Regions from separate parts of the Mus musculus genome. Here regions 2, 3 and 4 are each linked to region 1. The links are chromatin loops, found by intact Hi-C in ENCODE. Cell type or tissue: left cerebral cortex. All regions are shown on one strand.

Region 1 (8,000 bases):
CATTATAGCACCCCACCATAATCCTAGTCACAGAGTGAGAACTTAACCTTTTTTCACTTTACTCTATTTTTAGTAGGAAAAAAACAAAAAATGAATAAAATGTGTTATTTTTCTAAATTTCTATCCAGGCTGACTGTAACAGTTGCTCTTAGCTCTCATGTCTTCCTGTTATAGGCACCAGGTAATGGTTACTGCTTCTCTCATACAGTGGGGGAGACAATACAATGCTCCACAGAAAGTTAATTTTCACTTAACAACACAGAAGTGTTTAATTTAATTTAAATTTTTACTTATTCACTTTACATCCCACTCACTGCCTCTCTCCTGGTCACACCCCCCTCCAACAATCATCCCCCATCCCCCATCCCCTATCCCCCATCCCTTTCTCCTCTGAGCAGGTGAGGGAACCCCTAGGTATGCCCTCAACTCTAGCACTTCCCATCTCAGTAAGGTCAGGCATGGCCTTTCCCACTGAGGCAAGACAAGGCAGACCAGCTAATAGAACATACAAATAAAGATAATACAGATAAAAGCTTTTGTGACAGTCCTAGTTCTAGTTGTTCAGGATGCACATGGAGGCCAAGCTACATATGAACGGGAAGGCCTAGATTCTGAACCACCAACCAAAGAACATACACAAGAAGTTTTGTTTTGTTTTGTTTTTTTAAGATTCTTTAAACTGGGCTGGAGAGATGGCTCAGCGGTTAAGAGAGCACTGACTGCTCTTCCAAAGGTCTTGAGTTCAAATCCCAGCAACCACATGGTGGCTCACAAACAACTGTACAGCTACAGTGTACTCATACACATAAAATAAACAAATAAATCTTTAAAAAAAAAGATGCTTTAAACTGTTCAGTTTGTTTATTAAACTATTAACCCTAAACATTAGTTGTTAGGTTTTAGATCCCAGAACAAAGAGCTAAGTGGCATATTTTACATATCAAAACAGAACAGCCCTTCAGGTTCTCCCAGCATTCCTCAGTCCCTACATGACATACCATGCCCCCAACTCTGAACTTTTCAGGTCATTAGTTGGGCTGTTCTTCCTACAGAGGCTCTTTGCTATACAACCCAGACATTTTGGTTTCTCCTTTTCTCTCCCCGACTCCCTTTCTTCTCTCTGTGCACATGTTTTCTCTCTTCCTCTTTTCCCTCTGTTTCCATGGGGACTTCCCTGATCTTCTTTCTTCTTCCTTGAGGGCAATGAACTCACCCTTCCAAGAGCAGCTTCCCAACAAACCTGCATATATATATCTTGAGTTCAAATCCCAGCAACCACATGGTGGCTCACAAACAACTGTACAGCTACAGTGTACTCATAAGTACATCAGTGGTCAAAAATGTTTAAATTCCCAGAATATTGACATTTATTATTTTAAAATCAAATAAAATTCTCTAGTAGACAGACCAATAAGACAATCTACTAAAATTATCAAAAAAAAAATCTGTGATTTCAAATATGCCTGCTCAGACTGTCACTCTGTGTTATGAGCTGCAAGCCTTTGTCTCACTTCATCAGGAAATAAATGTGAATTCATAATCTGTATTCAACGACGAACAGCCGCTCATTAATAAAAATCTATTAACGTCCAAGTTTTATCCATGTGACAAAAAAAAAAATAAAATAAAAAATAAAAGCACCCTTTGGTGAAAATTCAGATATTGGTGTGGGGTACAGGACTCTTCCAACCTTTGAACAGGGTCAGTGAACCAGGTTCAACTACAGCTGAAGAACTTAAACAATGGAGCCTGAGTAAAATCAAAAGAACGCAGATCAGAAACTTTAAAATGTTTTTATGTTTAAAATGCAAACATTTTATGCACAGAGCAGGCAGAATGAGCTAGACCCCATGGAGAAAGGCAATCCAGAAAAAGTCATTTACTGGCAGTAATGATTATGGTCTATGAGTGTTTTCTAGTGGTAATTTTAATGGCCTGTGAATTTTAAGATCTTTTTGTTCTTCCCACTTTACATCTGGTCATTCCCTTCAGCCCCCACACAAGATTTGGGTAATGGGCAAGACTTAAAGTTACACATTTCAATAAGCTGTCTCCAATGAGGGGTCCTGAAGTGTCGGCATGTAAGATCACCAACAAGATTTAAAGTCTTCTCTTGCAGGTATTTTACAAATGAATTTGGATTGCAATATGCAATTTTGTTGTCATTTTAGGATTCTCATTGCTGTGATGAAATATGACCAAAGCATGTTCAGGAGGAGAGGGTTTATCTGGCTTATACTTTTATATCCATCGTCCATCACTGAAGGAAGTCAGGAGAGGAACTCAGTCAGGGAAGGAACCTAGAGGCAGGAGCTGATGCAGAGGCCGTGTAGCAATGCTGCTGACTGGCAAACTTCATGTGGCTTGCTCAGCCTGCTTCCTTATAGAAGCTAGAACCACCAGCCCAGAAGTAGCCCCACCCACAAGTGGGTGAGCCTTCCCACATCAGTCACTAACAGAATGCCTCACAAGCTTACTACAGCCCTCTCTTATAGGGGCATTTTTCTCAATGAAATTGAGGCTTCTTTTCTGGTGACTCTAGCCTGTAACATTTTGATATAAAACTAGCCAGTATGGTTGCTTTCCTTTTGTTCTCTGTTGTGAAACAAGTACCCAGCCACCAGGATTTCTGTAGAAACATGTGCCTCCTTTGGTTTTTCAATTTGGAAATGGTGAATTATTAAAAAAAAAAAATCATAAAAAAGAAGATTATCATGGGGCATAATAAGTAATTTAAAACGAAGATGTAAGTCATCACATTAAAAAAACATGCTCCTATTAGGATTTCGGGAAATCAAAAAATGGCAGAAATTATAGATTATTGGAATTTGGATAATACTAGATTGGATTATAGATAGAATACCTGTTTCAGGGACCTCAGGTGATTTATTTATTCATTTATTTATTTGATGTGTGGCTGTGTAGTTACTAAAAATGTTGCAGCTTTATGATAGTTGAGTGGCTATTATCTATGATTGCTTGATATGTGCCTGACTGCACTGAAAGCATTGCAAGTATTAAATGCACTTAAGAGGAGACCAGATTAAATTAATTCATGTTTACCTAGAACCAGAGAAAGAATCCTAAATTTACTTTTTCCTCATTGTTAGGGTAAGCATACTAAACTGCTGTCTTGGATTAGTGGTACACACCAGTAATCTCAGAATGCTGTAGAAGCTGAGGCAGGAGGGGCTTAAGTTTCAGGATTGCAAGAACCTTTCTCAAAGAAAATAAAGCACAATAAATAGTAATAAAAATATGGAGCAGATTGCAGTGAAGAGGGTGGGGGGTAGAATATTTCAGGTTACATGGATAGACGAATCATGGTGAGAGAACAAAGGCAGCTGAATCTTTAAAAAGGAATAGGAAGGAAAGGCTAGTTGAGGAAGAATTTGAAAAAACTGCTTTCAACTTTTCGATATATCATAAACACAAATATATGTACACACACACACACACACACACACTCCCTTGCCAGCCACTTCCTAATAGTAGCTTCTTAAGAATTCTTAGTCCAACAGAACAATAAACTCGGATTTTTACAAGCACACAAGATAGAAAAAGAAAAGAAAACATGAAAAGAATATGCTTGTGTACATACATACATACATATGTATGTATAAACGTAGAAGTGAAACTGTCTAGAAGAACAAGGATCTATCAGCGGTGGGAGGAAAAAAAGGGGGTAGGAGGTTGTATCTGTTCAAGTTACAATGTTTCCTTAAATGAAAGCATTTTTATGGAACAAAGTAACATGTACAATAAAAAATAAAAACCAAAAGTCAATCAAACAGCAGAAAAATATCCGATTGCAAGAGAGAACCCCAAAAAGACAAGAGCTGGGTAAAAAGGCTAGCCCCTGATGCAGGATATAAGGAGGGACCTAGAAGAATCACCCGCCTTACTTTCAGTTAAAAACTGGACTAAGATTTAAACAGAGCCAGATAAATTCTGAAAGAGACGTGTAAACGTCTCAGGTCCAGCAGTAATTGGGGTCTGTCCTAGTCACACCCAAATCATTTTGAGACAGAGAGGCTTCGCCAATGTTTCACAATCTAGATGCAGTTTCGCCTTGGCCCCATCTAGCAGACAGGTTTAAGGATGGAACAGGAGACTTGGTCACAGGCGAGACACTAATCTACAAAGGAGGAAAGGAAAACAACTTGGCAGGAGCCCAGTTGCTCCAGGACAAAAAAAAACCCAACACACTACTATTAACAAAAGGCCAAAGCAGTTGCACTGTCCCGACTAACCACGCCCCTATGCACTCATTGGCTTGCGACTTGCACGTCAATGACGTATCTATCCTCTATTGGGCCAGAAGTACGAGAGGCAGAGTGCGGAAGCCAGAGCCTGGAGACAGGGTCTGGGCGGGGAAACGGGCGGGGCCAGGGCGGAGCTAGGGCGGGGTCCGGGCGGGTTTTTGGAGAAGGGGCGGCCATGGCGGCTGCGCGGCGGCCACGGCGGCTGCGACGGAGCGCGCGCCCGGCTTTGAATGAGCGGAGCTGGGACTGAGCTGGCGGAGCGCGAGCTCGAGGCAGACAGCGGCTGTGCGCGCGCGCGCCTCGTGAGCGCGCGTGGCCCGCGGCAGCTCGGAGCCTCCGCCGGGCGGGCGGGGAGGGGGAGGGGCAGGTGAGTGTGTGCGGCCTGCGCGCGCCCGCGAGGGGCTTTTTCTCTACCCACCCGCCTCCTGACCCGGTCCGGCCTGCGGCTGGTGGCCGCGCTTCCCGGTCACCCTCTGGGTCGCCCCGTACTTCCTGCCCTCCCGCCTTTCTCTTCGGCCCTCTACCTCGACCTCCCACTCGCCGAGCCACCACTCTGGGGTACTGTTTCCGGGTCAGGGTGACCTGTGGGGAGAGCCGAGCGTGGCTTGGAACCGGCTCGTCCCTGTCCCCTCGCTATGCTGCGGTCCCGCACGGGCGTCCCGCCTGGGAGCTGCCGACCCGGAAAAACCCCACGTTCAGTCTTTCCCAAGGGCAATGTGCCGCCTTCCTGCCCTCCTCTACGGGCCTCGCACCTCTCGGGGCCGATCTGCCCAACATCCAAACCCCATCCCACCCGGCTCCCACCTTCAGCAGTTTAGAACGCCTCACATGCCGCCCGCCACCGGGCGTGGGATTGCGTAACCAGAAAGCTCGCGTGTGTGTTGTTTTGCTCATCTGTGCAGTGGGTATGATTTTTTTTTTTTCCGCCAGCAAGTTCTAGGTGGGTAATCTGAAAGTGAAAATTATTTTAGTTATGAGACTCACCGTTGAGTCATTCAGAAGATCTTAACCCACCTTGGTTAACTAACAGTCCCCGGGGTGTCAAATTCGAAGGCCTGATGGTACAGAATGTTCGGTTTTTACCACCAGCTTTCCAAAACTGCACTTCTGCTTTTGCTTACATGCCTCCGGTGTTGACCCTTCCTTGTCATGTTTGAGTTCAGGTAGATTTTTATTTGGGAGCTTTATGATATTTAACTTTAGCGAGTCACAGACCTAATTTGAGTATATTCTGTGCTTTCGTAGGTCGTGGGACTTTCAAGTAATTGTATAGACTTAGAAATGCAGGATTAGGACAGCATTTGATGACTCGTTTAATGAGTATCACCTGGCTTGGCTTAATGAATTATAGTTTAATTGATGTATACTCCAGGATCTGAAGAAATTGAGCACAAGGACAGATTGACCACGTCATGCAGGATTCTTTTTCTTTATGCCTTCCTCCCTTATAGGGAAATCTTTCTTAGTTGTCACAACAGAGCTCTTCTTCCTATTGTTTAATTGGAAATGCCATTTCTTCAAAATTATTTCTCTGGCATAAAGTTTCTGCATTTTCTTAGTCATTTTCGTTTTTAAAATTTGAGTATTTTGGTAGGTTATTTCAATATTGTCCAGTTCTAGAAAGCATTTTAAAACACCCAAATTGCAAAGTAGCTCCAAGTAAGTGTTTTCCTAATTGAGAATCTATAGGTGTTTTAGAAATCAGACTGTAGTGATATGTATAAAATTGAAATCGTTTGAAACAGAATCAGGGCCTTAGGATTCCCCTCCTCCAGCCACTGCTGATTTAACCTGTTTAAATTACTCAGACCATTTATAGGCCTTATCCATTATATAGGAATGGTGAAACTATTGAACTAAATTCTGAACATGTTAAGGGCCCAAGGAATGTTAAGTTTTTAATTTTTAATTCAAGAAATATTGGACCACCTAAATGCTGTCATTGGCTAAGATGTAGAGATAACAAACTAAACCACACTGGTGGGGTCCTGCCCTTCTAGGCTCTTTTTCCTTTGAATAAAAGCAAATGTAGAAAGAAACTCCAGATAGTGGTTGAGTAGCAGTGGGTGCCCCAGTGCAGGAAGTGTTTCCTGGTGTCAGTGCACATGTGTTACATAGGTGGTGCTAATCTATGTTCCTTCTACTGCGCTGTAGCATATGCCATATGCACAAGTCCTGAATTACACGTGTCTACAAATCCCTGTCATTGACAAAGTGCTGCTTTGGTAGTTTGCTTACATTTCCCACATTTAGTGAAACTGCTTAGAACTTAAATCTTCCTTGATTCCCAAGAATGTTCCTGACTAGGTTTTCATAGCTCTCAGATGAAATGGATGTAGGTTTGAATGCAAGCAGTTGTAGGAGCTTGAGAACTTGTGCTTACACCGCTGCTGTTACGTGAATGGACGGCATTAATATCTGTGGATGCAGTTAGCTACTGTTTAGATAGTGCTTGATTCATAATAGATGGTCAGTGAATTTTAGGATTCACTCATTACAGAAGCAGATTTATCACAGAATTCAGATATTGTTAATAGCTATGGTGGCATTCTGTTCTGTTATCAATAATAATCTGGCTTTCTGCTTTTCCACTTAAACTTGAAATTTTATTTCTACATTTTGTTGGAGCCATTCAAGGTGATAGGTACTGACTGAGTAATGACACTTAAGGATAGTTGAGAAGGGAATGGCAGTAGCTGCCAAGGCTCTGCATGAAATTTCATTCTTAGCCTAACACTAAACCCTCTGCACAGTCCCAAAATATTAAATGTGGTTTTTTTTTTTTTTTTTTTGTCAAAAAATCTTGCTGGAGTATCTCTTTGCCTGTATTTTCTTTTCCAGTGCTATATGCCATACATCTGTTAGCTACCTTTTATATTTTGTTTCTGAAAATTAATTATATTTTTAACAGTTTGTGCTGAATTTTAATAGTATATATTTGCATATACTGTACACAATATTGGTTTTCATTATATTTCATTTCCCCAGATAATGTAATTAGCTCACCTCCTTCCTCCCATTAGTGTTTCTTGTTCTCCGTCTGGTCCTTTTCTTGTCAAACAGTACCCTATTTTCATGTATTGTATTAGAAATCTAGCTTTTACAAATGAGGACAAAATACTGTCTTTACCTTTCTGACTCTAGCTTATTTTGTCCAACACTGTGGTCTTCAGTTCCATCCATTTTCCCATGGAGAGCATGCACGAATGCTATATTTACACTCTCCTTGGGAAAATTGCTTTTTGTTTTGTTGACAAATGAGCTTTAAATGAAGCCGTCAGTTATCATTCTACTTGTTTAGTTTATTCTACTTCTAGTGAGGAATCAGTCATTTCTTTCAAGTTTTACTTTGCAAATGGTAACTGAATATAAAGGGTTAAAAACCCTCTAGAGAAGTATTGTTTAGGGAAAGTACAGTATATAGATATTACTGTAGTATAAAATAGAAAATGTTAACCTTCTCAATAGAAAAACAATGGGATTAAGAAACTGTTCCTTTCAACATTATGAACTAACCAGTACCCCAGAGCTCTTGACTCTAGCTGCATATGTATCAAAAGATGGCCTAGTCGGCCATCACTGGAAAGAGAGGCCCATTGGACACGCAAACTTTATATGCCCCAATACAGGGGAACGCCAGGGCCAAAAAGGGGGAGTGGGTGGGTAGGGGAGTAACGGGGACGGTATGGGGGACTTTTGGGATAGCATTGGAAATGTAAATGAGGAAAATACCTA
Region 2 (8,000 bases), 190 kb before region 1:
AATTGATTATAAGACACTTTATCTTCATTTCTTCCTTTATAAAGGAAGTAAGCACGAATTCATTGGTTTCTAAACAGGAGAGTAAGATTCACACTTGAGTCCTGAGAGAGTATGTAAAAAACAATGATTTGGAAAACTGATTGCAGCAGAAAAGGGGCAAAACCATTAAGAAGCCATTGAGGTCACTCAAATGAGAGGAGCTGAGGTCAGCCAAATGAGAGGTGGCTGAAGCCTGGAAACATTTCAGACGTCACAAGCAAAATCCTAAGATTATAAGAACGCTGATTGGGGACTATGGAAACATCTCCTTCAGTTCAAGGAAGTATTTATTTTATAAGGGATGGTTAAAAATATATACTTCACTAAATAAGAGAGAAACTGTAACCAATTGCTGGCTTTCTAGCACCACTGTGTGGATGAAATGTACTAATGCAGGAAGCATATCAGACTGTAATGGCTCAAAGCAGTAGTGATTTTAAGCAATAATAAGCCAAGCATGGTTTTTGTCATCTTTGGATAAAGAACCCTAGGTAGCGCAAAACAAATCAGAAGTTTCTTAACCGTTTCCCTATTAGAACATCACCCCTTTAAAAAGTAAAAAATAAATCAAGAAAGATATAAGATGATGAAAACACCGTCCATGATCATGGGCTGGATGGATTAATATTGTAAGAATGGATATATTACCAAAATTATTCTATTGATTCACTGCAATCCTCTTCAAGATTTCCATGGCAATCTTCATAGAAGTAGAAGAACCCAAAAATTCACATGGATATGCATAAGACTACAAATAATCAAAACAATTCTAAGCAGCAATATTACTGCAGGTATCAAATACCTGACCTTATTCTAGAAATATAAGAATAGAGACAGCATGACATCAGCATGAAGGCAGACACTGAGAACACGTGAGAGACCAAAAAAAATCATTCCATACAGCTATGACTGCCTAATTTTTCACACAGGTGTCAAAGACATAACTGGAAAAAACACAGCTTATTTAATAAATGCTAATGGCACACTTGTTACCTACTTGAAGAATGAAATAAAACCTGTTTTGTTTTGTTTTGGGAGTGTGTGTTGTGTACTGTGTATTCAGAAGCTGATTTCTGTGTCCAGGAATCTAGATACAGTCCAGATGCTGGCACTGTCATGATTATTGAACCATCTCCTCTATCTATCCTTTATAAAGAATGTTCTCCAATTATCTCTGATTAGTTAATAAGGAGCTGATTAGCCTATGGCTGGGCAGAGAAGGCAGGACTTCTGATTCCAGGGAGACAGTCCCGAAGGAGGTGTGTCTGGGGAGAATGAGAAAGAATTGGTCCTGAGCAAAGGATCGGAGAGGAGTCAGGATGAGCAGGTCACCAAGGGATTCACCATGAGGGTGCACATGGAACAGAGCAAGCCAGGGAAACTCAGACTGCAAGTAACATGGGACCTATCTATGGCTTAGAAAGTTAGAATAGACAAACATCTGCCCAGTCATTGTGTTTAAAGCTTGTTAATAAACTTAATAGGACTTTGAGTCAATTATTTGGGAGCTAGAATGGGAACAGATAAGGCTTTCCCTCCTAAATTATTGACTATATTCACTCTACATAAAAATTATTTCAAACTCTATCAAAATCTGAAATACTGAGATGGCTACAAGAGATTAAAGGGAATACATTTCAAGATATAGGCACAGAAAGAAAAAAAAAAACTTTTGAACAATACTTTATCAGCACAGGAAATAACCACAGGAAATAATAAACGAGATGATATAAAATTAAAATGTTTTCTCAACAGCAAAGAAACTATTAACAGAGTGAAAGGCAGACTACAGAATGAAAGTCTTTAGCTCTATACTCAGACAAAAAGTTAATAGCTAACTATACATAACAACGACAACAAACTAAAAAACTAAAACACACATCACTACACATCAAAGTGTTTCACATCCTTAGCAATCAGGAAAAAAGCAAATTAAACCTACTTTGAGATTCAGTGTCATCCATAAGAAATGAGAGGATAGCGCACACCGATGATCCCGTTTTATGGCTAGTGGAAATTTAAACTACTTATAGCCATTATGGAGATCTATATGGAGGTTTCTCCAAAGCTTATGACCCTACAGCTATACTTTTGGGCATATACTCAAAGAATTCTCTATCCTACCACTGAGATCCCTGCACACTCACATTCATTACTGCTCTCTTCCCAAAAGCTAGGAAACAGAATCAATCTAGATGTTTATCAATAGATGACTGAATAAAGGAAAGCTACACAGATGCACGTATATGAAATGCATTATATTCAGCTGTAAAGAAAATGAGATTTGCAGAAAAATGGACAGCTCTAATCTTGGTTGTCAACTTCATAGGATCCCAAATCATCTTTTTTTTTTTAAGATTTATTTATTTATTATATGTAAGTCACTGTAGCTGTCTTCCGACACTCCAGAAGAGGGAGTCAGATCTCATTAGGGATAGTTGTAAGCCACCATGTGGTTGCTGGGATTTGAACTCAAGAGCAGGTAAGAGCAAGGTAAGAGCAGTCGGGTGCTCTTACCTGCTGAGCCATCTAACCAGCTCCATCCCAAATCATCTTATAGATAAGCCTCTGGGCAAACCTATGAGAGATTACCTAGATCTTAATGGGGGCAGCACTACTGAATAAAGAGAAATCAGGTTGAGAGTAAGCATTCTCATTTCCTGACTGTGGGTGCCAGCAGAGAGAGTTACACAAGGGCACAAGGAAACTTGGGCATTATACCTGTTTAGTACCTTGATTTCACATTAACAGAGAGTAATATAATTTCCTAGACTTTCACTGTCCCAACTTTTAGCGCTCTAGATCTCCACCCTCTGCTAGGGTCTTCCAACAGCAATTCTTCACTTGATTATTTAATTTGCTTTGCCCAATGGAACAAGTGGAAATGTGTCGACAGCCACTGGAACAGCATGTACACCGTGACTTAACTTCCGCAAACAGCCTGTGCTAGCCTGTTGAAAGGTGACCAGCCATATGGAAGACTCAAGTCAAGATCATCTGGCAAGTGATCTAGACAAATCAAGCTGACTAGAACTGCCTCTGCCAACTCGTAACTGAATGAGCAGTGAGGAGAACCTGCTGGCTTGAGCCATTAGGTTTTGTTCCTTCGAATTTTGTTTCCAATCAATTGGCTAACTAAACATGGCCGGATCATTTATTGACACAGAAAGAAAAGCAACAAAAAACGTCCAAGAGAAAGAACAAAAAGAAGGAAGCACCTCTCCTCTTATACCAGCCAACAGCTACCTGTTTTCCTTCACAACTCAAGTCCCTCATCAACTCCTACCGGAAGTTTTCCCAGGTCTCCAAACAAGTTGAGAAAACATACTCAGTTAGACCATTACATTTGCTCACGTTCCTCTCACTACTTGCCCATACTGTAATTAGATGTTTATTAGTGAATGGATTATGATTTATTAGGTACTCATGATTATACCAATCACGTAATCATCTCGATGAATCACAAAACAGGCCCACAACAATTACTTTTACACTTAAGAAACTTTAAAAACAAACAAACAAACAAACAAACAAAAAACCCAAGCATTTGTTGGTCTACTTGTTTATGTCTTTAATCCCAGCACAGAGGCAGCTGGTTATCTGTGAGTTCTGGGCCAGCCTGGGCTACAAAGCAAGTGCCAGGACAGTCAAGAATAGACTCCCTACAATCTAGATACAATCTAGAGAAAAGATACATAGATACATACATAAGTAACGCTTGATACTCAAACGTCGACTAACACCTCTAGATCACTATTTCTCAAAGTACAACCTATGGAAAACTTGTATCAAAATAAGAATCTGCAGAGACATGTATTTAAAAACACAAATCCCTGGACACTTTCCCTAACAAAACTACAATTCCTATGGTTGTAAAAAGGAGAATAGCCTCTAGGAAGTTACAGATAAATAAGTAGTAGCAGCAAGCAACAGTAAGCGCACTAAATCACTTGCCCTCAATAAATTGTAGCATGATCCAGGACCCGAGTATTTGAAACTGCTAACTGAATGTGGAAATTTTTCTCTCCCAAGAAATGATTCTGCGTCAGAAGGAAAAAGGGAGTTGGGGACTTTCCAAGGAGGTGTGGCTTCTCAGCGAACACGTTTACTAAAGGTAAGGTTTGGGAAGGAAGGACAACTTGAACCTTCAGAGCAGGAGCCAGAGATGTATGGGCGGAGAACATCCGAGCCTGAGCTGCGGACGCCTAGGCCAGCCCACAGTGCCGCGGCTAAGGCGCGGAAGGAAAGGGGGCATCCTCGGGTCCCCGCGTGGACGGCCGCTCTAGGTGCAGACCGGCAGGAGGTGGCTGGCTAGCCGGAGTGACAGAGGGTTGCGCCAATGGCAGCCTCAACAAGAAGGAACCGGGTGCGAGAGGGTGCCGCCGATCCCACCTGCATCAAGCTCCAGCTGGTAGCAGGGCAGCGGTTCGAGAGACAGCTTGTAGCCCTCGAAGCGGGGATCCAGCAGAGGTCTTTTCACCCGCAGAGAGCAATTGGCCGCCTCCATCGCGTTCCCCCGATCCCAGCAAGAGAATCAATAAAGCTCTTGTTGAAAGGTCCGCGCTTCACTCCTGGAACTGAGGCTGGGAAACGGCGTGGTTCCCATCCCAGACGACTCTGCGGCGCCACGTCTCTTCTGGGAAGTGTAGTGTCCATGAGAAATTTGGTTCTGTTGCAATGCTGGGAAATGTAGTTTTTTGATCCCTGAACCCACGTCAGCTAACAGACTCTGGACTTCCTTACCCAGAGGGCCGAGCGACCAGAAGGCGGCCCGCGCTAGTTGAATTCTCACATTATAGGCAGGGTGGCCAGATCCCGCCCCGGAAATGCGTGGTCTAGCTTTCTGTGTGCTTAGGTGCCCGAGCTACTGAGGGTCTAAGTCCGGGCAGCCGAAGAGTGTGGTAGGTAACGGTCGTCAGCGCAAGGGTCATTTCGTCGCTGGGAAGGGACGGCCCTCGCCCGCGGTGATGGTGGTGAGCTATGCCCGTGGTCCTCAGGGCCGGGACCCGGGCCCAGCCCAGGCTCCTTTCGATGTGCTGTCTTTCGTTAGCTTCCCCGACCCGCGCTCGCTCGCTCGCTCGCTCGCGGGCCTGTAGGGCTCTCCGACAGGGCGTGCTGCTGGAGTTGGCCGGGAGCCAGTCCCCGCTTTGTTTTCTGGCTCCTCCCCTCCCGCCTCTCCAGCTGTCTGCGCCGTGTTGCATTTTCCTAAAGAATGTCAGAACCGGGAGGGAGTCCCTAGCGCCCTGGTTTTACCAGTGAGAAAACTGAGGCCTTTAGGCATTAAGTGACTTGCCCAAGGTCACTATCCGTGATTTTAGGGGCCAAGACGAGACGAAGTTTTGCTGTTCTTGCTATGACACTGTCTAAACTTTTGCAGTTAATTTGGAAATGTTAAGCCCCAACTACAGAAGTAAAGCGTTGCCTAGTTATTAACCCTCTGTTCACCTGCTTCTTGCGCAGCCCAACTCTGAAAATTCTTTGTAGTCTGAATTTCCATACAGACAAGACGGAGAATTACAAAAGAAGATTCACACTAAGTAGGAAAACATTAACTTAAACCTGACTTTTAAATGGCAAAAATGCGCTCAAAAGTTAACCTTGCTTTTTTTTTTTTTCCCCTACACCTATTTTGGCATTGGTTGTCTGTTTTTTATTGAAAATGAAGAATTTCTCAAAGACTAGTTTGAAATTCGTTTTCTTACTTACCCTTCAGAAATAAGGATATGAAATCCAAAGCTAGGGTAGCAGTTGTAATTCTCCGTGAAGTTTATTGGGTAAAGCAAGCACATAGTCTTATTTCATTTTTCATAGTCGTATCTTTTATTAGTGTGCATGCTATGGCTTACCCAGAAATTGAATGCAGTTAAGATGCAGAAATGAACGCCAGTCAGATATTAGTGTACAATTAAATAAGGTGGGACTCCAAGTACCTGACTTCACATTCTGTCTCTGTGCCTCAGTGTTCTCATCTGTAAAATGGAATTGTGTCATTAGAGCAAATTTGGGGGTTAAATATTCTCAGTTTTAGGTACATAAGTGCTTAATGGTATTATAATAGTAGTTATTCCCTTTTTAAAAAGACAAAGAAAATAAACAATAAAGAGCTTATGAGGGAAGGGAATTGGGATACAGGAAATAGTACTAAGAATAATAATACCATGTAAGGTACTTAAAATTATCATCCTTTCCTTATTATAATGTTCAATGTATTAGGATGATTGTCTAGAGAGGTCTTAGAAGGAAACACTTTTCTAAATATTATGTATCTCAAAATGCATGTTGATGTCCAGGTTAGCAAGATGAACAAAGATGCGCAGATGAGAGCAGCGATTAACCAAAAGTTAATAGAAACTGGAGAAAGAGAACGGTGAGTAATAAATTGTATCAATAAAGTAGGTTTTACCATCTTTAATAATTATATTGGAGGAATTTCAAGTGTCAAGGGCCAAAACATACCTGGAAAGAATTACAGAAAAGTAAAGCTTATCAGAGTTTCTATTCTTAACATCTGTAATAGTTTGAATCAGCATTACCAGATTCGGAAGTGTCATATACAAAGATAAGCAATCAGTGACACTGCTAAGGCATTTTTAACAAAGTGGAAAAGAGACCGCAAAGACACAAATATCTACAGCTGGAGAATATTACCCAGGTTTTATTATAGAACTGTGTTTAATTACCTCAGGCCCTTAACTCTGGGGCAGCATGTGCTGTTACTATTTTCTGAAGGACTTTCTTGTTCCTCTTATTTAAATACTCAGCTATGTATCTTCAAATTCCAGCTCTTGTATCCACTCCCTACTCCATTAGCTTATGGTCTTCAGTGTGATCCACCCTCCATGACAGAGATACCTTTGTATTCCCATTGTATAATGCTATGCTCAAAACCTAATTTAAGGAGCAAACGTTTAAAGAAAGGGCTGAGAAACAAACAGAATGGCTCTCAGAGCAGGGTAATCAAGTGTACAAAGGAATGTCAGGAACTGTGGAGTTGCTTCCATTTTACCTGGAGGTGTTTGAGTAAATTTCAGTAATAAAAGAATTTCACCTAGTGTGGAAGAAGAATCTGCAGTCCCCAAGGTCAAAGAGGGAAAGGATAGTCTAGCAGCAGAATCTGCTGCCAGAGCTTTGGTACCTGATAAGTGCTCAGGAACTCACAATATAGGCAAAGTGGGAAAGCTTGTGGCTGGAACAGTATGCAGGAGTATGAATTGTTGTGTAAGAATTCTGGCCATTGAAAACATACTGAATTTCAGAACTGTTTTGACCAATGGAACTATTTAAGCCCATCTAATTAAAATATTGAAAATTTGAAGGTGCTTTTATGCATCATTTAGTCCAGGCACTTAGATATTGTTGCAAGATGTATCTTTTCCTCTCTCAGCTCTGCTTTCGTCTTTGTTGTCTTTATTCTCAAACAGGCCCTACCCACAGGTGGCAGAGATTAGCAGTTCCAAATTTACATTCCACCAGCTCAGAGTACCTATCTCAGCAAAGAGCCTCACTTGATTACCATCTTGCTTAGGTAATAGGCAAGTTATGCGCAGCCGTGCCCAGGTCATATTTCACATTACAAGAACCTTGTCCAGATTTATACAGGGAGAATGACACAGTAGTGTTTGCTTGTTTTTCTCTTACAGAGCAGAAACTGAGTGAGTTACTTGCAAAAGCATACGTTTCTGTCTTTACCTTTGGATAATGGGAATTAGTAAGGATTTTTGGAAAGGGAGTGACTAGATTATATTTTCATTGTAGATACTGTTCTATCAATGGGAATGTAGATTTGAAGGGACCAAGATAGATGGTAGAAAAATTAATTAGATGATGTGGTGAAGGTAGAAAGTAGCAAAATGGAAGGGAGAACAAAGGAGAAACAGACCTCCATGTGAAGAAAGAGATAGCAGATGCTGTGCTGGGGTGTTGACAGTATATGCTTAGAGAATTGTGGTTTTCTCTCTTAT
Region 3 (8,000 bases), 210 kb after region 1:
TTTTTGGTTCCTAGATTTTATTGTCTGCATCTCATTTGATAGGACTCCACATGAGCCGTCTCTGTGATCACGAAGCTTTCAAAAGTGCTTTTTGCATGTTACTGTCTTGTAAAATGCTTTTTGTAAGTCAAAAATCTGTCAAAGACTAAGATAGCTCTGTATTGCCTACCCTCAGGATAGACCCTCTGTTTTCTCTTTTAGCTTCATGCAATCATTTTTTTCTGTTTTGCAACTTAGGCGTTATTCCCATGCAATCTTAAAATTTTATTTCACAAATTGCTTGAAATGGCACTTGTCACCAGTGAAGAAGATGGGATATAAGAACATGTCATTCTCCTTGTGGGGATGATTATTCTGGACACGGTACTAATTTGCTAACGTGGAAAAAGTCAGTATTGTTTATAAAGACCTTGACATATCCACCAAATTGAGAATTTTAAGTAAATATCACGGGCTTGGGCTTGCTGATCCCTAGGATAATTGCTTAATGCAGGTGCCTCAGAGCTCCTTATCCTCAGAAATGGTATAAAAACGATGACATTATCAAGGTGTAGGAGGATGAGCAGGAAAAAATTAAAGATGGCCTCATTGTTGGAAATGAGACAGAAGGTTCATTTCCATGGAGATATTTTGTCCTTTCTCCTAGACTCATTCTTCTATCAGAAAGGCAAGAGAGGAGGAAAGGACATATTCCTTAGAGACACATAGTTAATTATTCCAAATAATGTGGCTCAGACTGCCAGTTAATAGGAATGGAAATCAAGTAATCTCAGAGACCTGCAGGGCCACATGACTTCTTTTGCCTCCTGCTGTCAGTCCTGCTGGATTAACTCTGGTCCTCTATGCTGCCCAATGACTGAAAAGCTGTGGAGTCAGAGAGTTGAACGTTTAGATGGAACTTGTATTCATGTCTCTGTATTTTGTCCGCATCTTTGCTAAGTAGGAACTCAGATACCAAATAAATAGCCTAGAGACAAAGGGCTACATAGAGTGGGAGTTCAGGGTTCCGTGATTTAAAATTCAGAGCAATTGAACTCTGATTTTAGATTCTGTAACTTGCTAGCTATGAGTCTTTAATAAATTACATAACTTTCATACTCTCATTTTTCTTCTATAAGACAGTTCCAGTAAATACTCTGCATAATTGATATACTGATGACATAAAATAAGGCTTATATACGCCTACTGTTATTGCATGGCTGCCTTCCTACCTGCAATATGTTAGTTTATTCTCTTCATACATATTATCTCAGGCTCACGCAGTGAAAGTCTTTCTTATGCATCCTGCAGGTTACCATGCCTGTAGGTATCTCAATGTAAATGTTAATGTAATGGAATACAATTTCAATCCATTCTCCAAAATAAGATTTGAGCAGTCACTTTAGAAGAGCACTTTGATTACATTATTTCCATACTTGACATGTATCAATGTCATTTGATCATCATGAGGACATTTAGGACTATCTAGGCAAATTGTCATAGCATTTTATTGACCTTGGTTTCTGCTGTCAACTTTGTCTCTGCTATTACTTGTTCTTAGATATAGTTAAGTATCCAAAGTTTCTCACATGGCTCATTAAAAATTTTTTTTTCATTCTTCTTCTTTCCCAGAATAATACAGGATCTGCATTGCTGGTCACTCTCAAATGTTTAATCTAAAAGCTTCCTCGTTCCTCTTGCATGTTCCCCCTGTACAGTCACTTGACTGTAGTAAGCACAAGCCTTTGCTCTCCACAGAACAAGAGCTGTCTTTCATTTTCTGTATGGTCTTCATTTCATTATGGCCTTCAGTAGATATCAACTGATGTTTACTGCACTAAAAACTGAATAAGAATCTCAGTGCTTTGAATACAATTAGCTTCATGACTTTTCTTCCCATACTAAGTCAAAGACGCGTCCCCAGTCTTCTTGTTCAATATTGCTTGGTGGGCTCACTTTGAGGTTCCTCTCCTCACTCCACAAGCTCTTCCGGAAGGCTGGCAGAAAAGCACAAAGAATAACTCAATCTCGTGAGTTCAGGGATCAGGAGCAAAGCAGAGCACACTGAGTTACCTAAGTGCTTTGACCAAATACCTGGCAGAAACACTTAGTGGAGGAAGGACTTACTTGGCTCACAATTCAGAGGCCGTAGCCTGTCATGTCAAGAAAAGCATGGCATGTTGGGGATGTAAACTGGACATATTCATGCCTCGAAGAGTTATGGCGCTGAGATCCAGCCTGGAAACCAGAGATGGGCATCATCTCCAGTCCTACTCCCCAAGTTTATTTACATTCTTGTTAGGCTGCATCTCCTAATGTGCCCGTGAGATTCCCACACAGTTCACCAATCAGAGATTAAGTATTTAAACCTATAATCCTGTGGGGGAAAAACATCACATTCATACCACAACACACATAAAATATCATAGTCAAATTCTGGGCAGTGGGATGAGGGGTCAAAATCTAGGAAGGATTAATATTGGAATTGGAAGTCTTTGGTCATGGGGGGCATGCCATTAAAGGGGACTGCATGTCCTTTCTAGTCTGTCCTCCTCCTACCTATGATGTAGATGGGATTTGTTCTGCCGAATACTCCTGCCATCATGGTGCTTTGCAACAAGACTAAACCAATGGGTAGAATCAACTTTCCTAAATTTTGTTCCCAAGCCATCTCATTCTATATAAGAGAAAAATTTTATTCCCAACCCCCCCTACTCTATGTAAGTGATTCAGCCCAGCTATTTATTTGTTATAATAAAGGAAAGTTGGTAAACACAAAGGTCCTTTTGAAGTTCCTGGATCAAAGAAGTAAATTATGTGGCTGTGTCACATTTTCCTGTGGCAGTGGTGCTGGTGAACCATAAGCTGCCCAGAGACGAGCCCTGGATTTTACCTGTATTTGAACCTCAGTCCCTGCAACCTGCTGTATTCATGACATCCTCACCCTCTCTGTCAGCTGATCAGAGAGTGCATGCCCTTGGCTTCTGTGCTTTTTCCCAGTGCTAACCAGCCTGTGTGGGTTATGCTCAGATTGGTTTATAGCATTAAAGATGCAGCCAAGTTTACTGAAGAAGGTCATGTATATATATAATATTTCATGCACATTTTATCCTAGACAAAGAGATTAAAATACATGGTGCAAATAAGGCTCTATAATGATACTGAAAATAAGAAATCATTGAAAATTCTACCTTCCTAAAAGCCTGTTTTCATTTTGTATACTTCTTTCTGGATTTGATTTGTGCATGCTTTCAATCCAGAATAAATCAAATACCACATCCTTTTCATTGTTTGTTTACTATGTCATGTCTAAGTTAACTGCTACCAAACTATCCTGATTGCTGTATAGTCAACTTATTTATTTAAAATTTTTGGTTATTCTCACTTTTATAAGGTATTTTCAAGTGTTGTAGGACTATTTCTTGTGTATCTTTTATGAGTTTAAGGCTCATGCTTTACAAAGCATTTTATTTGCTTGAAAACAAGTCAAAGTGTGGTGAGCATTCTTATTATTCCTGTAAACGAACCTATGCTATTTTTGCTTTTTTTTTTCTTTTTACTAATTTATACTCCCATCTGTCATGCATCTGTGTATTCCTCCAAGCACTTTGAAAGCCATGAACTCCAGAACTGAGTCAAGTCTGCCCTCTTGGGGTTAAATTTAGAATTTCAGGACAGATCTTTTCCAAGGATTCATTTTGTATTTTCTTTCTTGGTATCTTACTATACATTAACAAATTGTGTTTTTTTTTTTTTCCTTTGTGTGTGTATCCAAAGTGGGATGACTTTATGCATTTTAAATGTTGTGAGACTAGTATAATGCTGTTGTTGTTGGCACTTTGTTTTCAAATGCTGGTATTGAAAAAAAAATTCAGGTATGATTTGGATGTATAAACCAAAATATTAACTGAAAATTAATCTTAGAATAGATCCAGGTAACATGAGGTAAATTTTTGTATAGTGTATTAAGGGATTTGTGGTTTTACTTTAAGAATACACTGGTTTTGGGTGGAGAGCAGATGGAGCTAAATACTTTAAAAGAGTGAAAAGATGTATTTGAGAATGAGGGCTTCTCCTCCTCCTCCTCCTCTTCCTCTTCTTCCTTCTCCTCCCCCTTCCTCCTCCCACTCCTTTTCCTCCTCCCCTCCTCCTCCTCCTTCTTCTTCTCCTTCTCCTTCTCCCTCTCCCTCTCCCTCTCCCTCTCCCTCCCCCCTCCCCCCTCCTCCTCCTCCTCGTTGTCGTCTTCTTCTTCGTCTCCTCCCTCCCTCCCTCCTTCCCTCCCTCTTTTCTCTGGTAGACCCAGAAAACCGATATAGATCTCCTAGTTTAATTATGTTCCAAATATGGATAACTAGACCAGGGCATTTAACTGGTTTTCATGAGAAAAGAGCCAATGAACCCATATAGGACCCATAAATGCCCAGCTCACTCTTTCTTTGGTCATCCAACTCCATGAGAGACCTCTTTTTTATGAGTCTCTTCAAGAACTGTGGCCAGCACTAAACAGGAAGAGATGCAGGAAGCCCGTTGAGAAATAGTGCGAACATAGGGAAGCAGGCTTCTTAGGTGTGATGGCAGAGACACTTGAGTCCCATGGGTCTGATTTGTAGCCAAAATCTGTGAGCTTAGGGCTTGGTTCTGTGTGTGGTCTTAGGGAAGTCACCCAAGTGCCAGTCTTTTCATCTGCAAACTAGAGATAGTGATAAAATCACATGAGCTATTGTAAGGGTCCTATAATCTGCTTAAAAATCACATGAGATGGTCACCTCAAAAAGGACTAAGAAGAAGATTCAGCCTTAATGCCTTCGAGCTGGAACAACAACAACAACAACAACAATAACAACAACAACAGCCTGGCTGAGTACCCCTGCACATGCGTGGCTGCAGGGTTGATCACAAATCATTTGCAGTGCCCTGCATAGGTTTACCCTTCGCCTCCTTTCTACAACCTTGTGAAGGATCCCCATTTATAATTCTATTGACAGACGTGAAGTGGAGGGCCAGAGAAGCTTGATTTGATCACATAGACATAGGAGGATGCTCCAGAGCCTGACCTGCATAGCCTGGTTCCATTACACGAGCTTTCCTGCCTCACTAGGCTAGCTTCAGGGCTTCACCAATGCTCAGGCCAACTGTCCACTTACACAAAATTGTCCAAATTGTGGATACTATACAACACACTCTGTCTTCCGGATTAGGCAATTCTGTCATGTGTTAGGAAGCAGAGGAAACCTAGATCTTTTCAGACTAATTATAAAATGTAATCTTGCTATAATCTATACTTATCAATGTGAGTTAATTATTATATCAGAAGAACAACTTGGTTTTTGTTTGGGAAGATTAGTGGAGAGTCATGATAAGAACTGTGTTCTATTTTCTCAATAGTAGAGGGACGATGACATCAAGACTTGTTTTGTTTTCAAAGGCAATGAACACTACTGAAAACCTTTTTTACTGCAAGGGCTACGCTAATCCTGATGAACCAGAGAGCTCATGGTACTTAAGGAGGGAATTAATATTATTCGATGAAAAAGGTAGTTGTTTTCTCTCTTATAAAGTATCAGAATGTAGGGATTATCCTTGGGAAATTCATCTTTATATGAAAATCTGAATAAGGTTTTCTTAGTCATTAATATGAGAGCTAAAAGTTGAAGACAAATATACAAAGAATTATAAAGAACAGTTGAAATGGGAGGGCTTTTAAAGACAGGCTAATGTAGGAGTGTGGGGGGAACATGAGGTGTGGCTGGTGAGCAGAAGGTAGAAAGTTCTTTTGAATTGGGGGATGGTTATTACCTTTTCCTTTAGGGCACTCAAGGATTAGTAAATGGCTTCACTTGGTGTGTGTGTGTGTGTGTGTGTGTGTGTGTGTAAGGGGGTGATTTCCAATCTGTGGTTGCAACCCCTTTGAAGGGTTTGAACAACCCTTTCACAAGGGCTGCCTAAGACAATCAGAAAACACAGATATTTATTCTACAAGTCATAAGAACACAATTACAGTCTTGAAATAGCAACAAAAACATTTTTTTATGATTGGAGGTCACTGTAACGGGAGGAACTGTATTAAATGCTTACATCATTAGGAAGGTTGAGAGCCACTGCCTTAAGAAATGGACTGTAAAGGTGTATAGTTGAGGTTGTGGCTACACGTAGATTGTCTAGTACTGAATGGAGATAGCTTTGAATAAATTTAAGGTGATGCAGAAAAGAAAGTAGGCTTACTGGATGTTAAGGAGATGTTCTCAATAGCACTTGGTAAGGAAGTGGGTAGGAGAGAGGAACACATCCGAGAGAACAGTTTTGGGTGTCCTGTAGTGCAGATCAGTGGATAGTCTTCAGTGGTCTCTTTATAGACCACTTTTATGTGTCATAGAAGTACATAAATATGTACATGATGTGACATTCACAAAAACAAGCAAGCAAACACCCATCATTCTTGTTCCTGTCTGACAGCCAAAAGGGCTGGCTCAGCCAGGTGGGCTGTGCGCAGTGTGTATACAGCACAGGTTGAGAAAGAGCAAAGGATCTGCTCATCTGCAATGACTTACTTCCGTTTGCATTCTTGTCATCAAGCTTGCTGTATGATCAGGGCTAAAGAAGGTCTTACAGACCCACCTTGAGGTGCTAAAAGCACTTAAAGCAACAAGGGGAAGACTAGAATTTTATAAGCATTTATGTCCAGTATTAAAAAGGTGTGTGAATGGGAAAACGTGTCTTTGTTTTGCCTACTTTCTTGGCTTTTGATATTTACTGAAGAGGCATTTGTGATGTATCAGATACTAGCACTGTGCCTGATACTGCAAGTAGGGACACGAGGGAGAGAAGCTCCCTGCTTCCAAAGGGTTTACAGACTGGTACAACTAAGATAAACACAGAAAGTAAGCTACGTAGAGCAAATACGCGTGCTCACAATGAGTGCTGTCTGCTTTGGGAGCTGATAGAAGATGTTCTGGGCTTATAGGGTATGCTGTGTCTTGTCTTAAGATGGAATTTGGAAAGTGAGAACAGAAATGGAGTCAACTGAAGCGGCTCAGACTTTCAGAGGGAACGGGCTAGGCACCAGGTCATGTACACTGTAACTTGCACCCAGAGTTCTGACTGTGACATAGGGTCAAATGAAGAGAAGTAGCCTAAGATGAGGTGAAGATGTAAGCAGAGTATTTCAAGAAAGTCCAAGCAATAATCATAGCAGATACAGTTTTTCCTTTATGTGCATGCATGCATTAGCCTAAATAATAATCTAAGTACCTAGCAGGTGAGAGAGCTCATGAAGATGAATGGAGTTCCCTGTTCCATTGCTGTCTCATCAGGTTGTGGAGGGCTGAGTAACATCTCAGTTGGATTTTGATGATTGTGCTACATAGCCTTTCAAAACTTTAGGAAAGATCCATCCAGACTGTCTTTTAAAAGCAAAAGTGAAATCATGGCTCAGGGAGAAAGTATGATATTCTGATGTTCTGTACATACGCTACATTCCAATAAAATATTCATTTAATAAAAGATTAAATAAAAAGACATTTTCTAACAACCTCACATGTATTTTCTTCATTGGCAGCATCATGCTATGAAATATTAGTTGTGTTTATTAATTCAACGTCATTATTTTGGCAGTTTTTAGCTTACAAAATCACATCATCAAATAAAATGTATTTTTGCTTGTAAGAAACCAAAAAACCTAGAAGACACAAATTAGAATAAAAAGAGCATTGAAGAATGTTAAGATTGTTTAAAAATAACCAAGACAATGAGACAAAAAAAAGTCAAAACAAAGCATAGAGCCCACTAAAGAGCAAGCAAGCAAGCAAGCAAACAAGCAAGCAAGCAAGCAAGCAAGCAAGCAAACAAGCAAGCAAGCAAGCAAGCAAGCAAGCAAGCAAGCAAGCAAGCAAGCAAGCAAGCAAGCAAGCAAAACCCCATGGCATTCATTTGTGTTGGCCTGCCCTGATGTGTGGCTGGCATACACAATGACATTCCCTTGGAGAAAGCGGACTTTTCCTTTCCTAGCAGGTAGCAACTGAAAA
Region 4 (8,000 bases), 180 kb before region 1:
ATTAGAATGTGTTGGTCTGTGGATTTATTTCTGAAAGTAAAACTTGCCATAATTAGAAATTGATTTCCCAAATAAAGTCCTTTTTTGTATGATGGTATACAGTTTTCAGTAATGTATACATTGTATTGATTTTTTCCCTAAATGTGTTATTTTAATAAATATCTCATGAATGAGTTTCAATTTTTTTATTTTGGAATAAATGGGACTCTGTTTATTACTGATTGCCTAGAAATGTTGAGATAAAAAATGCCAGCAATTACTATTATCCAGTATTTATATGTGTGATTCTCTGTGCTAACGTCTGAGACGCCTTTCTGGGTTGTCTACAAATGGTTTGTTCCTCTTTTGATTCCTCACATTTGATAACTGTGATGCTCCATCTTTGTACTGTAGGTTGTCTATTTCTTTGTTACAAATTCTGAGTGTTAGGACTGGGTCTTACTTAATCTGTATGTGCCTTCCTTATGCTTCAAAGAAATTACCATCTAGTGGAAGACAGAACATTTCCAAGCTGACTGAACACCACATTTTCTACTCATCTGAACTTTGAAAGCAGAATCTCTAAATTGCATCCCCATATTCTGAGGTCAAGAAAGAACTCTAATGGGAAATAATCTCTACCAATTAGCTTTACTCTGACATCAATCAGGATTACCAGATCTAATGGACTCTTGTCTATCAGTGTGACCTTTGACGCAGAGTGATTATGTTGGCCACCCTTCCACTTGGAACTTTGCATCCCCTCCTCACACTGCTTCCTACCATTGGAAGTCCTTTCTGGCTTTTTGTGGAGTACTTTTTGCTGTATGTAACTTTTAAGTAATGTTTTGTTGGACTTTCTTCTGAGTCCTCTGATTAATAATATGTTTTCCCTGGTTGAATCCCAGGAGGTGAGTCTGCCATGTTTCAAATATCAACAGATTGATATATGCTGAACATTCTCACAACCAGACTTAATTCTAGCCTCACTGCCCATATGCCCACCAGTGGGTCTACTTCCTTGGATAGTTCACAAACACCTTTAAATGACCATACTTTAACAGTAAGATTCTCCCCTATTAACTACCTGTGTTTTAGTCCTTATTCATGGGGTCTCTCAGACACAAGTGACTCAAGATGAATATTAATGCTATTTTTCGGAGGGAAAAAACAAGACTACTTGTGAAACATCCTTAGTTTTGTGTTTGTGTTACTGCTGCTGATTGGTTGAGGGCCAGCTATAAACTTGGATTATCATTTGTGGCCCTCCTAAGCCCAAGTGATTGCAGTGACTCCTCTGTGCCTCCACTATCTTCCTCATCGTTTCCCTGCCTATGTGGCCTTATGAAATTCAAGTCTGGTCATTTATTTCCCCTACTTGAAATGTTTCAATACTGGATGAAATTCAAACTCAGCATACTAGCTAGGCCCCTCTAAATCTAGCACGTATTTCTATCTCTGCAGTCTGTAAAAAAAAAAAAATTGTTCCATCTCTTAGTACCTCTCAAAAATCATAACATCTAGGAAGCCCTTTAAGTCATCATGTTACTACTTTCCCTTCAGAGTTCAGCTTGAGTTTTTAAATGTTCTGACAGTCTCATGATTTCAATTCCTTGTCACTGATTTCTTTTTGGATTTTTGAGGTAGGCTGTCCCTCCATCAGTCAGCTAGCCTCACACTGGCCTTGAGCATGAATCCTGAGACCTGGGAGCACAGGGATGTTAGCCCATCTGGAGGGGAGGGAACAAATTCATTGTATGATTCTCATTTCTGAAAGAATGGATAAGGCAGTGACTGAACTGAGTGAGCACTACAGGAGCACGTGATAAAGTCCTAATATATAGGTACAGTTGAGAAAAGGGTTCATCGTCCACACTACATTAAGTTTAAATGTCATTGAGTCATTTACAGAATTATATATTTGGATCTTGAGATATGTACACCCAAAATCTCGCCCAAAGTAATATTTTCAGTTTCATTATGTTCTAAATAGGAATTTTCATTTTGTTACCAATTATAAAAAAAAAGTAGTCTTACATGGTACACAGAAAGTATTAAAAATAAGGGGTGGTTCTTCATAATTCTGTATATAGAAACAAACTGAAAAGGCTTATAAAGATATTATTTTAATATCCCAAAAGATTTAAAAAATGGCATTTGGAAACTCCTTGACAATGAGAAAAATAACCAAGTTTAAAATGCTTTGTAGAAATTTAAGGTGAGAGCATAGATTCGGTTTTTGGAGGGTTTTTTTGTTTTGTTTTTAATGGTATTTTTGGCCTCTTTCCCTCCCCCCCCCCAGCCCCCCGCCCACCCCGGTTTGTTTTGAGACAGGGTCACATGTAGTCCAGGCTTTCTCTGTACTTGCTATGTAGCCTAGGTAAGTCTTGAATACCTGATCCTCCTACCTCTACCTCCCAAGTGCTGGGAAGACAGGTGTGTGCCACCTCTGGGGCCCATAACAGCCTAGATTTAAAACAATGCTAAGACTCCCCTACCACCTTTCTCTTTGGCATCTTATAAATGTCTTGTAGATTGAATCTAGAATCACTGGTATTTGTAAATAAATCAACTTTGTGAACACTTTTGGCTCTCATTGATTTATGTAAAGTAGGAATTCACTGAAACCTCCACCCTTTCACACTCGGTGTTGGAAACTTAAGACACTTGTTCCAGGCCTGCATGGGCTAGTATAGTCATCACTCTATCTTCTTTTATAGTGGGAAAGAAGACCCAACTAAATCATTTATACAGTCACTTTAGGCATTACAAGTGTATCATTGGTTAAGCAATGCCAAGCCAGGGACTGGTTGGTAACTGGATATAACACTTACATAACTTGATAGAAAGTTCCACCCAACACAAGAGAACGGTGACAGCTGCTCAATAGCTGGTGTTGGAATTGATCCTGTGTGTGTGTATGTGTGTGTGTGTGTGTGTGTGTGTGTGTGTGTGTGTGTAACACATGCCTGCGCATGTCTAACCCTTGCAGAAGCCTAGCTTGTGTTAATATGACTTCATAAAATCCTACATATTTTCTACTATTGAGCAGAAACCATTGAACAGACATTGAATGAAACTATGTTAAGTACAATCAAATCGTTCAGGTTCTAATCTCATTAATCATAAGATACTGGGTAGCAGATAAGAATGACTCTTGCCTTGGTTTCACTGTTTGGATAGTGTCCTGGCAAGAATTAATAGACCTAAATACTGATAGGGTAATGAGAATATATGGATTTATGTTAGCTTGCCTAGAAATTTATAAATATGTGTTTTCTTGTGTGTGGAAAAGACATAACATACTTGTCAGAATTTTCTAGATAGTATTAGCTGCTGTGAAATTCACATAAAAAATGATGTCTTTAGGGCAGGGGAGTTCATTTATAGGTGCATGCTTTCAAAGGATTCAAATTTGGTTCCCAGAATTAACATCACTATATAGTACTTAGCAAGGAAGGTTGAAATCTAGTCATTTTTACCCTCTTAACTCCCTATGGCTTCGACTGTATCCCATTTGTCTTTCTGTCTTCAGTACTCAGCAGAGAATTCTTAAAATGGCCTTTTAACTGGATCAACAGAAAAATAAGAATAAATTTATGGCAATTAAATTCAATATGTGCCTATGGTTACTCTACTTATCAGCCACAAGGGGGCCCCTGGCACCTGCACATTTATCCTCTCTGGGACTCACTTTAATTGAGCTGAGTATCACATTTTACTGGGCCCAATTCCAATTTAGAGGCCAGCTTGTTGAAGATGAAAGTGTTGTTGGATTAAAACTTAATGTGAGAACGTCAGAATGTGCTGATACTAACTAAGAGGCCGCTATCATAAGGTGTAGATGTCAGGTTGCTATCGTTCTCAGAAGCCAATTCCATAATTCAGGAGGTTGATTTAAATAGCATACACAGTTCCCAAAATAGTTTGATTTCACTGATTTATAACAGGAGAGGGGAATAGATTTTAGCTCAGTAACTGGCATTTATTGTAGTGCAGGGGATGAACATGTGGCCCCATGTATGCTAGGTAAGTTTTACTGCTTAGCTGCATCCCAAGCCCAAGGGAGTCTTAACAAATGAAATAAAAGTGTTTTTATTGTTCCCACCAAAAAAAATCCATATATTTTTTCCTCTGTTCTTTCGTAAAGAGAAACAGCGTAGAGCATATATAATACCCCAGAACTGGACAGTCAATGACATGTTTTACAATGATAATAGTAATCAAAGAACTAAGGCATGTAGGATCCACACTCATGCTGCAGTGTTGCCGCAGAGTAGTTCTAAGTATAGGAGCTGGAGCCATGTTTATTACAAGCACAAGTGGCACTGTGCCTAGAATCACCAGAGTTAAATGATAATCAGTGACTTTCCATTGCTCTAATTTTGTTGTTGTTGAGTCTTCAAAGTTTAGATTTTCTAAACAGCTACCTATATCAAAGTTGGGCTTTGACAAGAAAAGAGTCACAAGATAGAGTTTACAGAAATGCCCATAGAGCCATAGCTTGGTTGCTGTGCCGGAGACTTAAATACTGTTGCACACTGTATTTGGAGTGTTCAGTCTGGTGGAGATACACTGTGGCCAAGATCCTAACAACATGGGAGTGTTGTTTCTACCATTAATATGCTTGAGGGCTTCTTTAGTTCCATAAGAATTCCATTTGACATTACCTATCAATCCCATCTCTCTCTCTCTCTCTCTCTCTCTCTCTCTCTCTCTCTCTCTCTCTCTCTCTCTCCCCCTCTCTCTCCCCCTCTCCCTCTCCCTCTCCCTCTCCCTCTCCCTCTCCCTCTCCCTCTCCCTCTCCCTCTCCCTCTCCCTCTCCCTCTCCCTCTCCCTCTCCCTCTCCCTCTCCCTCTCCCTCTCTCTCTCTCTCTCTCTTTGGCTAGGGAAATGCACAGAATAAAGAAGTATGAGGTCATGAGTTTTAGAAAAGGTAATAAAAAGTCAAAGTCATGGCTAAGACCCTAGCATATATACTCTAACATTCAGTTTTCATAAATCAGTTCTAAGCCTAAACTTTGTCTTTCATATTTTATCCACCAATAAAGGCAGGTTTTATACACAGACATAAAGCATATTTAGTGAAAATGACACATTTATCTGCTGCATTTTCTGCTCCTCCTCCATTTCCGCCACTTTGTAGTGACTTAATACAGACTTCAGTTCAGATTTTATTTTTATAGTAAGTTTACAGAGCTTCAAGGACTTCACCTGAGCAGAGTCCGTGGCTTATCCTTAGAATCTCTATGCCTGCTTCATTTCTTTCTAGTCACACACAGTCCCCATTTAACAACTTAAACATGATTGCTCCAGACTTATTCTCTGTAGGCATCTGATCATCTGAACTTTGTTAAAGAACATGTCACAGTCTTCCTAAGTTTTGGTTTTGAAATGATGCATTCTGAGTATCACCAGCATTGTTTTTGATGTGGTGCTTGCTGTGGTGTCAGGGGATTCTGCTCATGGTGGCTTGGCTTTGCACATTCAGACAGGACATTCTGATGTCAGAAACCTATGGTGGAGAAGGCCCTTCAGCTCAGACAGAAAGGGACAGGGACTTATCTCCACCAGAAGGCTCCCCATTCAGTCTTCTCACACCTCCCAAAAGAAAAACAAAGCATTCAGTACATGGGCCTGTGGGGGACATTTTATATTCAAAGCATAACAATTTTTGGTTAAGTGTTCTGGGTAGTTTTCAACTGTCAGAAACTAAAGGTACTTGGAAAGAAACATCAATTGAGGAATTACCACCAACAGATTGGCTTGTGGGCATGTATGTGGAAGCATTTCCTGACCACTGATTGAAAGGACCCAGCCTGCTGTGGTTGGTGCCACCACACTACTGCCAGGAAGTATAAGAAAAGTAGCTGAATATGAGTCTGGAAGCAAGCCAGTGAGCATCTTTGCTCCAATGGTTCCTGCCTCTGCTCCTGCTTGACTTCTTTCCTCCACGGTGTACTGTGGTCAGGATACATAAGCAAAGCAAACTCTTTCAGCCCCATATTGCTTTTGTTCATGGTGTTTATCACAGCAATAGAAAACAAACCAAGACAAAAATGGGTGTTAGAAAATGGGATCCTGCTGTGACAGGCTTGACCATGTTAGTTTCAGGGACAGTTTTGTAGAAGGAACTTGGAACTTGGAGCTGGAAAAGCAGTTCGTGTTCCAAGCCTAACAGACTATTCAGTGGAAGCTTGGAAGTTAATAATGTTGAAAGCAAACAAGACAATGAAGGGCTGAAATGAATTTTAGGGAGAGGTTTGAGAGTCCCTCAAAATCTCTATCAGGAGCTTTTGTGTAAGAACTTGAATTAAGCTTCATCCTCAGCCAGGAGGTGGAGCTGATCCTCAGTCCTTTGGGCACCTTCCCCCCCAGAGGAGAACTTGCCTACAGGGAGTGCTCTGATTCCTAGGACTCAAATGAGACCACCATTTTCTATCCAGGGTCTCTCTCAGGCAGGTCCAAGCAGGAGAGCTCGCTGGCCACAGAAGCAACAGAGCTTCTTGGACAGGGTCCCTTCAGTCCTTCATCCTCAGCCAGGAGGCAGAGCTGATCCTCTGTACTCTGTGCACCTTTCCTACCAGCAGAGAGTTTGCCTCCAGGCAGTATTCTGACCCCCAGGACTCAAGAGAGAACTGGTCTCCCAGGAGAGCTGACAGAGGCTAGCACACTCACAGGAGGAATAATTTCCAGCCAGAGACAACTAGAATATCTAAAACCAGAGATTACCAGAGGATGAAAATCAAATGTAAGAATCTTACTAACAGAAACCAAGACCACTCTGCATCATCAGAACCCAGTACTCTCGCCACAGTGAGTCCTGGATATCCCAAAACACCGGAAAAGCAAGATTCAGATTTAAAATCATATCTCATAATGCTGGTAGAGGATTTTAAGAAAGACATTAGTAACTCCCTTTAAAAAAATTCAGGAGTGCACAGCTAAACAGGTAGAAGACCTTAAAGAGGAAAGACAAAAATCCCTTTAAAAATTACAGGAAAACACAACCAAACAGGCAAAGGAATTGAACAAAACCATCCAAGATCTAAAAATGGAAGTAGAAAAAATAAAGAAAACCCAAAGGGAGGCAACTCTGGAGAGAGAAGCCCTAGGAAAAAAATCAGGAGCCATAGATGGGAACATCAGCAACAGAATAAAAGAGATGGAAAAGAGAATCTCAGGTGCAGAAGATTCCATAGAAAACATGGACACAACAATCAAAGAAAATGCAAACTGCAAAAAGATCCTAACTCAAAACATCCAGGAAATCCAGGACACAATGAGAAGACCAAACCTAAGAATAATAGGTATAGATGAGAATGAAGATTTTCAACTTAAAGGGCCCGTAAATATCTTCAACAAAATTATAGAAGAAAACTTCATTAACCTAAAGAAAGAGATGCCCATGAACATACAAGAAGCCTACAGAGCTCCAAATAGACTGGACCAGAAAAGAATTTCCTCCTAACACATAATAATCAGAACAACAAATGCACTAAATAAAGATAGAATATTAAAAGCAGTCAGGAAAAAAGATCAAGTAACATATAAAGGCAGACTTATTAGAATTACACCAGATTTCTCACCAGAGACTATGAACACCAGAAGATCCTGGACAGATGTTATACAGACCCTAAGAGAACACAAATGCCAGCTCAGGCTACTATACCCAGCAAAACTCTCAATTACCATAGTTGGAGAAATCAAAGTATTCCATGACAAAACCAAATTCACACAATATCTTTTCACAAATCCAGCCCATCGAAGGACAACAAAGGGAAAACTGAAACACAAGGAGAGAAACTATGCCTTAGAAAAAGCAAGAAAGTAATCCTTCAACAAACCTAAAAGAAGATAGCCACAAGAACAGAATCCCAACTCTAACAACAAAAATAACATAAGCAACAATTACTTTTCCTTATTATCTCTTAATATCAATGGACTCAGTTCACCAATAAAAAGACATAGACTAACAGACTGCCTACCTAAACAGGACACAACATATTGCTGCATACAGG

Evidence for each region. Peaks named below come from ENCODE experiments on the same cell type or tissue, not always from the same donor. Only the 100,000 strongest peaks of a DNase experiment are listed, where the experiment ranks them.
Region 2: it touches region 1 in a loop (4-fold over the local background); 27 of 42 quality-filtered maps call a loop at or near these places.
Region 3: a loop joins it to region 1, with 4 times the contacts of the local background. A loop is called at or near these places in 7 of 42 quality-filtered maps.
Region 4: it touches region 1 in a loop (2.6-fold over the local background); 27 of 42 quality-filtered maps call a loop at or near these places.

The regions. Positions count from the first base shown.
Region 1 is chr15:44,614,738-44,622,737 of GRCm38, forward strand. It overlaps Ebag9 (estrogen receptor-binding fragment-associated gene 9), which reads left to right and starts at 4,703. Exons shown (of 7, transcript NM_001357691.1): 1 at 4,703-5,170. In left cerebral cortex, no CTCF peak of the experiment used is centred here; DNase peaks (open chromatin) are centred at 4,356, 4,783, 5,053 and 6,409; H3K4me3 peaks cover 2,112 bases; H3K27ac peaks cover 1,783 bases.
Region 2 is chr15:44,423,231-44,431,230 of GRCm38, forward strand. It overlaps Nudcd1 (NudC domain containing 1), which reads right to left and starts at 5,077. Exons shown (of 10, transcript NM_001113554.1): 1 at 4,432-5,077. The coding sequence starts at 4,546. Eny2 (ENY2 transcription and export complex 2 subunit) reads left to right here and starts at 4,881. Exons shown (of 5, transcript NM_175009.3): 1 at 4,881-5,012; 2 at 6,330-6,406. The coding sequence starts at 5,007. In left cerebral cortex, CTCF peaks have their summits at 402 and 4,642; DNase peaks (open chromatin) are centred at 349, 4,408, 4,750 and 5,147; H3K4me3 peaks cover 2,483 bases; H3K27ac peaks cover 1,481 bases.
Region 3 is chr15:44,820,449-44,828,448 of GRCm38, forward strand. It overlaps Gm33852 (a long non-coding RNA gene), which reads right to left. Exons shown (of 3, transcript XR_875330.2): 3 at 1-1,976. Among named protein-coding and RNA genes, the nearest start is that of Gm33852, 13 kb to the right of the region's middle. In left cerebral cortex, a CTCF peak has its summit at 3,633 (motif pointing left); a DNase peak (open chromatin) is centred at 3,625.
Region 4 is chr15:44,435,695-44,443,694 of GRCm38, forward strand. Eny2 (ENY2 transcription and export complex 2 subunit) reads left to right here. Exons shown (of 5, transcript NM_175009.3): 5 at 1-1,991. Among named protein-coding and RNA genes, the nearest start is that of Nudcd1, 11 kb to the left of the region's middle. In left cerebral cortex, a CTCF peak has its summit at 3,633 (motif pointing right); a DNase peak (open chromatin) is centred at 3,666.